Linked DNA regions of Homo sapiens: region 1 is linked to region 2. A link is an interaction called in ENCODE POLR2A ChIA-PET data of the cell type or tissue named here. Cell type or tissue: HepG2. All regions are shown on one strand. Each heading gives the region's core, and the rest is flanking DNA. Links, peaks and the distances in the headings are about the cores only. Region 1 overlaps EEF1AKMT4-ECE2 (EEF1AKMT4-ECE2 readthrough). Region 2 overlaps ABCC5 (ATP binding cassette subfamily C member 5).

Region 1 (5,374 bases), core at 319-5,318, 300 kb after region 2:
GTGCAGGGTGTTGGGAGTGGTATTTTATCAATTGTTAGGAAAATATTTGAATATCTAGGCCCCAGCTGAATGTCACATGTAGTGGTTATCCTTGTATAATAAGTGGTTGGGCTCCCAGATTGGAGGTGTCCAGGCCTGGAAAAGGGTATATTACAGGAAGGATACACCATGAAGCCAGTAGTTGTTGCTATGGCAATGGGAAGGGCTCCCAGGCTACAGCATACAGTGGGGGAGGGTTCTGCTGGAAGCGAGTCGGGCAGGCAAGGCCTGAGATTTTTTTCTTTCAGGCTCTGGCGCCCTCCATGGACTGGCTTGAGTTCCTGTCTTTCTTGCTGTCACCATTGGAGTTGAGTGACTCTGAGCCTGTGGTGGTGTATGGGATGGATTATTTGCAGCAGGTGTCAGAGCTCATCAACCGCACGGAACCAAGGTGTGGGGGTAGCCCAGGGTGAGGGTGGGTTCTGTGGAGGTCTCCAGCAAGGCTGGGCATAATGGACAGGCCCAGCCACACAGAACAACATTTGGTAATGCTATGGGCCTTCCAAACATTGAATCAGAATGTCTATGGGCTTTTCCTCTGCGCTAGGGTTGCAGGGTGCTCCCTGTGATCTCTGTCCCCCCACTGCTCTCCAACCTGACCTCTACAGGCAGGTGTGTGGCCCCGGGACCAAAGAGGAACCCCGGGACAGCTTCCACATATGCCTCTCGGGACTCCTGCAACTTGCATGTTCCTGGGGGCTGGTTTGAGGGGTGTGAAGGGCATCCCACCTGCCCTTTTCTTATTTTCTGGTCTGGTTGTCAGCATCCTGAACAATTACCTGATCTGGAACCTGGTGCAAAAGACAACCTCAAGCCTGGACCGACGCTTTGAGTCTGCACAAGAGAAGCTGCTGGAGACCCTCTATGGCACTAAGAAGGTGGGCTTTCTGATTTTGCCTCCACGTTCTGATCCAGTCTAACCGATGCTGCATACCTTCAGTGTGACAGGCACCATGTGCCTCATGGTGCACAGGTGCATAGTATGGAGCGCAGAATTTGGAAGCAAGCCGACTTGCGTTTCAATCCCAACTCATTCATTTTCTAGCCTGTAGGACCTTGGGCAGATCACCTAGCCTCTCTGACTCTCCATTTCCTGCTCTGTAAAGCAGGAATAACTTGGAGGGTTGTCAGGAAGAGTATTAGCTGAGTTAATGTAAGTGAAGCACCTGCACAGTACATGGTATGTATAGGCACTCGGCTTTGATGAGGAGGATGGAGAGGATATAATAAATAAGTGAGTATTTAGTTTCAAGATGCCCCATTAAGTGGGGGGAGTGGACATGTAAACAAATACATTATATTTTGTGGTGATAACTGCTCACACTGAGTGAAAGACTTTTCTGCTATAGGACAGAGGTGGGACAGCACATTTCACCTGGGGGGATGGTGGGGAAGGGCATCAGAGAAGCCTTCTCTGAGAGGTGCCATGTGATGGAAAAGTTCACCAAGAAAGCCGGGGAGAAGGGCATTCCAGGGACAAGGAACGGCATGTGCAAATTCCTAGAGGCCAAAAGGAGCATGGTGGCTTTACACACGTTCTGGCATGAGCTTGAGAAGAGGGCAACTGAGAGACGGGGTTTGGTAAGGTGGGCATGGGGCACTTGGGAAGGGATCTGAATATTGTATTGGGAAGTCCGGCCTTGATTCTTTCACAGATGGGGCTCCATGGGAGTAGCATGGAGAGGAGAAACACAGTTGGGTTATGTATGAAATGATATTTCTGGTGGCTAAATGGAAGATGGAGGGGAGCAGCAGGGAAGCGGGGATGAGAATGGAGTCAGGGTGTCCAGTTAAGAGGCAATTGCAGGCCAGGCTTGGTGGCTCATGCCTGTAATCCCAGCATTTTGGGAAGCCAAGGCAGGTGGATCACCTGAGGTCAGGAGTTCAAGACCAGCCTTGCCAACACGGTAAAACCCCATCTCTACTAAAAATACAAAAAATTAGCTGGGCGTGGTGGCAAGCAACTGTAATCCCAGCTACTCGGGAGGCTGAAGCAGGAGAATCACTTAAACCTGGAGGTTGCAGTGACCTGAGACTGCGTCATTGCACTCCAGCCTGGGCTACAAGAGCAAAACTCTGTTTAAAAAAAAAAAAAAAAAAAGGCAATTGCAGACTGAGTGTGGTGGCTCGTGCCTGTAATCAGCATTTTGGGAGGCTGAGGTGGGTGGAGTGCTTGAGCTCAGGAGTTCAAGATGATAGTGTTATAGGTCAGGGAAGTGGTAATCATTTTCCCCGTCCACTTGAGTGGATGGGAAAGATGATTAAGAAATCAAAGCAGGCAGGGCGCCGTAGCTCATGCCTGTAATCCCAGCACTTTGGGAGGTCAAGGTGGGCGGATCACTTGAAGTAAGGAGTTCAAGACCATCCTGGCTAACACGGTGAAACCCCGTCTCTACTGAAAAGACAAAAAATTTAGCCGGGCGTGGTGGCGGGCGCCTTTAGTCTCAGCTACTCGGGAGGCTGAGGCAGGAGAATGGCGTGAACCCGGGAGGTGGAGCTTGCAGTGAGCTGAGATCGCACCACTGCACTCCAGTCTGGGTGACAGAGTGAGACTCCATCTCAAAAAAAAAAAAAAAGAAGTCAAAGTAGTAGAAACTGCTGATAGACTGAATGTGGGGGGTTAGGGAGATGGAGGAAGCTGAGTGACTCCCAGGTTTCTTGCATGGGGGACTGACTGGATATAAAATTAGTTGTGGGCCGGGCACGGTGGCTCATGCCTTTAATCCCAGCACTTTGGGAGGCCAAAGCGGGCAGATCACTTGAGCTCAGGAGTTCAAGACCAGCCTGGGAAACATGGTGAGACCCCTTCTGTACTAAAATTACAAAAGAAAATAGCTGGGTGTGGTGGCATGTGCCTGGGGTCCCAGCTATTCGAGAGGCTGAGGTGGGAGGATCGCTTGAGCCCAGGGGACAGAGGTTGCAGTGAGCAGTGATTGCACCACTATACTCCAGCCTGGGTGACAGAGCAAGACCCTGTCTCAAAAAAAGACAGATGTGGCACTGAGCAAACCCAGGACTCTTGTCCAGAGCTGAGAAGGGCTGCTAGCCCCAGTGACAGAGAAAGGCCCTCTGACTGGAGGACACAGCCATCTCTAGGGTCCTGGCTCTTTGTCCTTTAACAGTCCTGTGTGCCGAGGTGGCAGACCTGCATCTCCAACACGGATGACGCCCTTGGCTTTGCTTTGGGGTCCCTCTTCGTGAAGGCCACGTTTGACCGGCAAAGCAAAGAAATTGTGAGTCTACAAGATTCTTTCAACACTATGCCCTCAAAATTGACTGTTCATGTATGTGCAGACATATAGAAAAACAACGGGAGCCAGGCGCGGTGGCTCACGCCGGTAATCCCAGCACTTTGGGAGGCCAAGGCGGGTGAATCATGGGGTCAGGAGTTCGAGACCAGCCTGGCCAACATGGTGAAACCTGGTCTCTACTAAAAATACAAAAAATTAGCCGGGCGTGGTGGCGGGTGTCTGTAATCCCAGCTACTTGGGAGGCTGAGGCAGGAGAATCACTTGAACCCAGGAGGCGGAGGTTGCAGTGAGCCGAGATCGCGCCAGTGCACTCCAGCCTGGGCGACAGAGCAAAACTCTGTCTCAAAAAAAAAAAAAAAAAAAAAAGAAAAGAAAAGAAAAACAACTGGATGTAAATTGATGAACAAATGAAGTAGTGCTGCTTTGGGCAGTGGGATTATAAGAGTCCTTTAAAGTTGTCTATGTGTTTATGTTTAACTATATAACTAGAAGAAATATTTATTTATTAGGATATGATAATGGATGTGCTTAAAGTATTACCTGTAAGGATGTTTATGGTTTTTATGGCAATGTTGTTTATAATAGCAGAAAATGAGAACAGGTTAAATGTCCAACTATAGGGTAAAGGAAAAATAAATTGTGGTTAGGATGGGTTGTGAGGATCCTTAAATGGCTGATATATCTTTCAGCAAAAAAAGTAGGTTACAAAAAATATATACCCTATACAACATAATTCCATATTTTATATGCATATCAGGGGAGGGAAAAACTCTAGAAGTGGGTAATCAAAATGTTAAAAGAACTTATCTATGAATGAGTGCTTTATAACTGGTCTGTTCTTCAATTCTCAATTTTCCAAATTTTCTGTGAATGTCCTCTTTTCATAATCAGATAAAAATCATTGCACTAGGCTGGGCGTGGTGGTTCACGCTTGTAATCCCAGCACTTTGGGAGGCTGAGGCGGGTGGATCACGTGGTCAGGAGTTCAAGACCAACCTGGCCAAGATGGTGAAACCCCAGCTCTACTAAAAATACAAAAATTACCCGGGCATGATGGCGGGAGCCTGTAATCCTAGCTACTTGGGAGGCTGAGGCAGGAGAATCGCTTGAACTCGGGAGGCGGAGGTTGCAGTGAGCCGAGATTGCGCCACTGCACTCCATCCTAGGTAACACAGCCAGACTCTGTCTCAAAAAAAAAAAAAAATCATTGCACTATATTAAATTATAATATAATTTGATGAACTTATTGTCAATTAAAATGTGTACTTAATTAAGAAAAAAGCCAGCCACAATCCCAGTACCTTTACAAATGGTGTTTCCTTCTCATCGTCTCCAGGTGCTCAGCCGTATTTCTTTAGTCTAGACGTTCCCATTTCCCCTGGGTGGACAGGGATGGGGCACCAAGGGTGGATGGGTGGGGCAGGGATGCATTCAGTGCAGGGGAAGGCTGACTTTACCTCCTCCCTCCCAGGCAGAGGGGATGATCAGCGAAATCCGGACCGCATTTGAGGAGGCCCTGGGACAGCTGGTTTGGATGGATGAGAAGACCCGCCAGGCAGCCAAGGAGAAAGTGAGCGGTGGCTAGGGTTGGGGCGCCATCTTGAGGTGGGGTTCAAGGATACAGTTTTGCTAGGAACCTGGGGAAGGAAACAAACCCTTAACCTGGTCTCTTCAGGCAGATGCCATCTATGATATGATTGGTTTCCCAGACTTTATCCTGGAGCCCAAAGAGCTGGATGATGTTTATGACGGGGTGAGTACCTACGCTCATCAGTACTGAACTTCAGCCCTGTAGAGGGCACTGTTCCCTGGGCTTAGAAATTGGGGCTCAAGCACTGGGAAAGAGGTGCTTGTCGGTTTCTTTTAGAGGCAGATGGAGGTAACCAGCATTGTTAAAATGTTGGCTCTGTGACAGGCTGCAGGCCAAACAGCAGTGAAATATAGTGCTAACGAGCCAAGATTTGGAGTCAAGCCTAATCAAATTCTGTTTCTACCTCTAACTTTGTAACCTTAACAAAATCTCTCTAGGCCTTGGTTTCATTTTCTGTAAAATGGGGGTCCTACTAGTGCCTTCCTCATAGGGT
Region 2 (5,374 bases), core at 250-5,249:
AGGTTCGGTGAAACCCGAGCAGGGACAAGAAATAAAAATGCCATTTTATTTGGGGAGCCCGTATGTGGGCAGTCTGTCCTTACACAGGTTTCTGTAAGAACAGATTAAGCTAGTTTGAAAGTCGTGCCAGATTAGAAAACTTGTAAAAATCTAAAACGAAATGTTCCTCAAAAGGATTTAAGTCCACAGACAGGAGGTTTACTCACTGCTAGTACTAATCTCAAAACCAGCCTGGTTTTTCAATTTCCAATGAAAAAGAAACATATTAGAATTGGAGTTCCAAAAAAGGAAGTGTGTATTGTTTACACTTTCAAATCTATAAAAGAGATTATGGATGAGTCCATTACTTTCTCAGCTCTAGGGCAGAATCCCATGAAATAACACTGGCCTTAAGGTGCTCTTCCCTGAAACGGCAGAGAGAAGAAAAAGCATGCTGCTGCTTTCCTGTTAAAGGAGGGCTCTTAGCTTTCCCTGGCAGCTAGAACAGTTTCCTAGAGGTTAGTACCCCAGTGTTCTGCACCATAAATGAGAGAATAAGGAATATACGGATGTTCAGGGGAGGGACTGTGAAGCCACCAAGCTGAATACGGATAGGTACCATTTTTTTCAAAAAATAAAAAATAAAAATCCCAGCAATCCATGGAATTTTTTTTAGAGGGGAGCCAATGAAGTTCTTGCATTGGCCAAATGGAATCAAGAAAGCCCATGATCACTTTATTCGCAAAGCCTGCATATGGTGCTACCCAGAGGAATGAATTCTATGAGATCAGAGCAGCCACCAGCCCTGTAGTGAAACAATGACAGAAGCTCTTCTTGGGGGAAGCTGGCTCTATGAAAATGTTTGCCATTTTGGTAAATTACATAACACAACATTTCAGTTACATGGTCCTTCTTACTTAAAACTTTTATATAAAGTATGTTAGTTGGTCAATTATTAATAATATAGAAACCCAATACCAGAAAAGTAGTGTTCTCTGCTTCAGAAAAGAGATCAAAACTTTAACAAGAGGCATCAAACGTTAAAAAAATAAAAACAAAAACAAAACTGCAAATTAGTTTTACCTAATTGCCATGCATCTTAGGCACATACTTACCAAAACCATGAACCTCCAGCTTACCCACATATGGAAAACGCACAGTACAAGCAGTACTACTGCTCCGATGCCTCAAGGCAAATGTGTAGAGAATAGATTTAATCAAGGTCTCAAGTGTAAGGCAGCACAGCAGGTGTAAGAAACAGGTGCCCAGGAAACAGAGTGAACGTCAAAGGCTCTCTTGTCTACTCTGCATCAGTACAGACTGGGGAAAACCACGGCTGCCACCCCAACACTTGCCACACAGTCACACTATAAGCCAAACTTAAACGGACTCCAGGTCAGACTCTAAAATCCTCGACAGTCCTCTAGTTTTCTCAGGGCTTATTTGCCACAGACCTGCCAAACATGTGATAACTGCCTCCAGGCACTTGGTATGTTCCCGGTGCTGGCTCACCAGCCCGGGCCACACAACGTGCTCTCACCCACTCATAGCACTGCAAGACACATCTGCCTGCACCGACTGTCAGTTCATGTTAACACACAACCGAGAAGCACAGTCCTGTGCAGAACTGGAGTCAGTTCCATTTCACCCCCACCCAGAAATCAAGCCAGTTCCATTTCTTCTCTGGCAACACTGCCCTTTCATCCTTCCAGCTGTTGCCAAAATCCATCGACCCCTTTCAACAGACCTGAAGGCATCTCTAAGACTGCTACCTAGCCCAAAGCTGAGCACAACCTCTGCAACAGAATAAGAGTGTTAGAGCTGGCCGTGGCCGGGCCCCTGGAGACTGTCGGAAAGGATGGTTAGAACTTACTGGTCCACTGAAGCCAGCCAGCTGCGTGATCATCAGGCACACGATGGACAGGATGAGCCTGGTGCGGCAGAAGATCCACACAACCCTTCGCAGGGAAGCAGCGTCTGGCCCAACTTCATTCAGCTCTTCTTGCCACAGTCTCTCTAGTCTTAACAAGGGCACACGTCCTCGTTACACATCTCCTCGGGGGAAAGGCACACCTAGCTCCCCGCCTGCCACCACTTTTTGTCTCCAGGTTTTGCCACCACTCACACAAGTCTCTCCTTTAAAATTATGTACATAGTCTTCACCTTCTGGGAAAAAATACCCTTCCTAGGGAACTACACATTTACCCTGTATAAGGAGCCTCCCAGGATACAGAAAATGATGAGAGCAAAAGCCTTTCTTTCCACCCAGGAAAATGATCCCTGAATGCAATTTGTGAATAAGAACTTTCTTTTTCAGGGGCCCCCAACCCTTTCTGAAGGTTCCTGTGGTAAAATGTAAAGTTGTAAACTACATTTTAATCATGACAATCAGCTACCACAAAAATGTATTCTGTCACAAGGCAGCAACATAATCTCCCTGCAGACTCAGGAAGAGAAGCGGGGCTGAGAGAGAGAGAGAAAGCCCGTGGTTAAAACAGGATCAAAGGTGAAATAGGAGATAAAGCAAAAGAGCAAAGAGAAAGTCATCCCCAGGCCGCCCGCCCTCCACTGGACAGCTCGGCTCTTTAAAGACACAGAGCTGTGGACTTCACACTCCTAGCTCAGGCCCTGCCCACCCGGCATGGGGGAGATGAGGGTGGACCAGAGGCGCCTACCTTCTGCAGTTCACGTCAGAAGACTCGTGCTTGGACAGAGACCACACGTCTTCCATTGAGAGCTCCCCCTTCTTGTGGGCCACACGGGCCAGAGAAGAAAGCCACGAAAAAGTCATACAGGAAAAAAGCCCAGCATTGTCCACTGGGTGCTGGTGTCTAAGGAGAGAAAACCGAAATCACAAAGCTATCAACACGCACGGAGAGGGCAGCCCGTGTTTAATGGACACTGTTTAGTGAACACAGCTCTTAGCTAAAGACCAGTCTCCCCAGATGATCTAATCTTAGCCTGAATGTTCTAAAACGGCTTTGATGGGCCGGGCGCGGTGGCTCACACCTGTAATCCCAGCACTTTGGGAGGCCGAGGCGGGCAGATCATGAGGTCAGGAGATTGAGACTATCCTGGCCAATATGGTGTAACCCCGTCTCTACTAAAAATACAAAAAAATTAGCTGGGCTTGGTGGTGGTGCACGCCTGTAGTCCCAGCTACTCAGGAGGCTGAGAGGCAGGAGAATCACTTGAACCCAGGAGGCGGAGGTTGCAGTGAGCCGAGATCATGCCACTGGCGACAGAGCAAGACTCCATCTCAAAAAAAAAAAAAAAAAAAAAAAAAGGCCTTTGATGCTTCACTGTCATCACTCAGCACGGCATCTTACTTGGAAGTAGTCCGGATGGGCTTCAGAGCACTCAAGCCATGATGGTACTTTCCCTTGGGATGCTCCTCATCCAGGATTCTGAGCTGAGAATGCATGGAGGCATCAAGAGAGAGGCCCTCGGCTCGGGCTGCTGTTTCCAAGGCATCTTGGCATTCCAACTGTTCCAGCAGATAGGGAGAAAGGCAAGAGCACAGTTAATACACAGGCGAGAGGCAAACGGAACTGATGAAACAGCTCAAACTGCAAACTGGACTCATCTTAACTGAGAAATTCCAAGCAAGGGTCAGGAGGTTAAACACTAACTTTGTATGATTTGAACCCATTGGGGAACATTAAGCTAGATATTTAAAAATTTTAAACAGTTTTCTTTTTTTTTTTTTTAGCATCTTTAGGTTTTACAGAAAAACTAATCAGATAGTACAGAATGCTCCCATATACCTCTGTACCTCTCCCGTCCTCCTCATCTGTTTTTCCTATTATTAACATCTTCCATTAGTGTGGTACCTTTGTTACAATTGATGAGCCAATACAGATTCATTATTAACTGAAGTCCATAGGTTACATTAGGGTCCGCTCTTTGTTTTTTTGGGTTTTTTTGAGATAGAGTCTCCCTCTGTCACCCAGGCTGGAGTGCAGTGGCGCAATCTCGGCTCATTGCAACCTCCACCTCCCGGGTTCAAGCAATTCTCCTGCCTCAGCCTCCTGAGTAGCTGGGATTACAGGGATGTGCCACCATGCCTGGCTAATTTTTGTATTTTTAGTAGAGGTGGGGTTTCACCATGTTGGTCAGGCTGGTTTCGAACTCCTGACCTCATGATCCACCTGCCTTGGCCTCCCAAAGTGCTGGGATTACAGGCATGAGCCACCGCGCCCGGCCCTGTTTTTATTTTATTTTATTTTTGAGATGGAGTCTCGCTCTGTTGCCCAGGCCGGAGTGCAGTGGCATGATCTTGGATCACTGCAATCTCAGCCTCCCCGGTTCAAGCAATTCTCATGTCTCAGCCTCCGAGTAGGGGGGTTACAGGCGTGCACCACCATGCCCAGCTAATTTTTGTATTTTTAGTAGACACGGGGTTTCACCATGTTGGCCAGGATGGTCTTGATCTCTTGACCTCGTGATCCGCCCACCTCAGCCTCCCAAAGTGTTGGGATTATAGGTGTGAGCTGCCGCGCCCAGCTTATGGACCACTCTTTGTGTTCTATGTTCTAAAATTTACATTTTTATTACCAAATGTTTTATCTTCTGTTTCCCAATATGGATTGAGAGTCAATTATTTCACTACTAACTGAAAATCTGATTGCCCATTTCCTATGACAAAAATTTCCATCAGCCCCAATTAAACAGCCCTGCCACACAGAAAGAGCCTGGATGTACACGTGCCTCCCCTGTCACAGCAGCAGCAGGGAGAACAGAACGTGAGTTCTTATCCTGGCTGCACAGCTGAAGAGCTCTACACTTCCCTGCAGCACGCAGCAAAGGATCTCATGAGCTGAAATATAAAGTTACACGTATTTACTAACTAGAAAGTGTATAAATGTTCGTTCATTAGATTAACAAAAGTGCATGCAAAAGTGCATTCTAAGTCTGACTGTGGCAGAAGAGGGTGGGTCAAGAATCTAGACACACTTATCCCCCGTTTACTCTAAAAGTAACTCAAACGTTTATGCTTTCCTGTTGTAGAAGCAGAAGCTTCATTTTCCTCAATTTCCTTATCTTCCTTTTCTGTCTTAGCAGTGAAAGTCACATTATTACAAATATTTCCAGCAATTATTGTGAAACAGTAAAAAACAGATCTCAGCTGGGCATGGTGGCTCGCGCCTGTAATCCTGACACTTTGGAAGGATCGGTTGAGCTCAGGAGTTCAAGACCACCCTGGGCAACACAGCAACACACCATCTCTACAAAAAGTAAAAAAAAAAAATCAGCCAGGCATGGTGATGCGTGCCTGCAGTACCAGCTACTTGGGAGATGGAGGCAGGAGGATGACTTCAGCCCAGGAGTTGGAGGCTGCAATGAGCTATGATCGTACCACTGCACTCCAGCCTGGGTGACAGAGCAAGACTCT

The links. Peaks named below come from ENCODE experiments on the same cell type or tissue, not always from the same donor. Only the 100,000 strongest peaks of a DNase experiment are listed, where the experiment ranks them.
Region 1: POLR2A ChIA-PET joins it to region 2 with 5 read pairs; 2 of 35 experiments call an interaction of 5 or more read pairs at or near these places.

What each region holds. Positions count from the first base shown.
Region 1 is chr3:184,284,676-184,290,049 of GRCh38, forward strand. It overlaps EEF1AKMT4-ECE2 (EEF1AKMT4-ECE2 readthrough), which reads left to right. Exons shown (of 19, transcript NM_014693.4): 9 at 288-430; 10 at 803-917; 11 at 3,162-3,272; 12 at 4,762-4,860; 13 at 4,966-5,043. It overlaps ECE2 (endothelin converting enzyme 2), which reads left to right. Exons shown (of 19, transcript NM_001100121.2): 9 at 288-430; 10 at 803-917; 11 at 3,162-3,272; 12 at 4,762-4,860; 13 at 4,966-5,043. Among named protein-coding and RNA genes, the nearest start is that of ECE2, 11 kb to the left of the region's middle. In HepG2, for the core only: CTCF peaks have their summits at 4,879 (motif pointing left) and 5,118 (motif pointing right); no DNase peak of the experiment used is centred there; H3K27me3 peaks cover 2,372 bases.
Region 2 is chr3:183,985,918-183,991,291 of GRCh38, forward strand. ABCC5 (ATP binding cassette subfamily C member 5) reads right to left here. Exons shown (of 30, transcript NM_005688.4): 3 at 3,309-3,466; 4 at 2,655-2,810; 5 at 1,853-2,000. Among named protein-coding and RNA genes, the nearest start is that of ABCC5-AS1, 18 kb to the right of the region's middle. RefSeq lists an enhancer at 4,156-4,656. In HepG2, for the core only: no CTCF peak of the experiment used is centred there; a DNase peak (open chromatin) is centred at 2,514.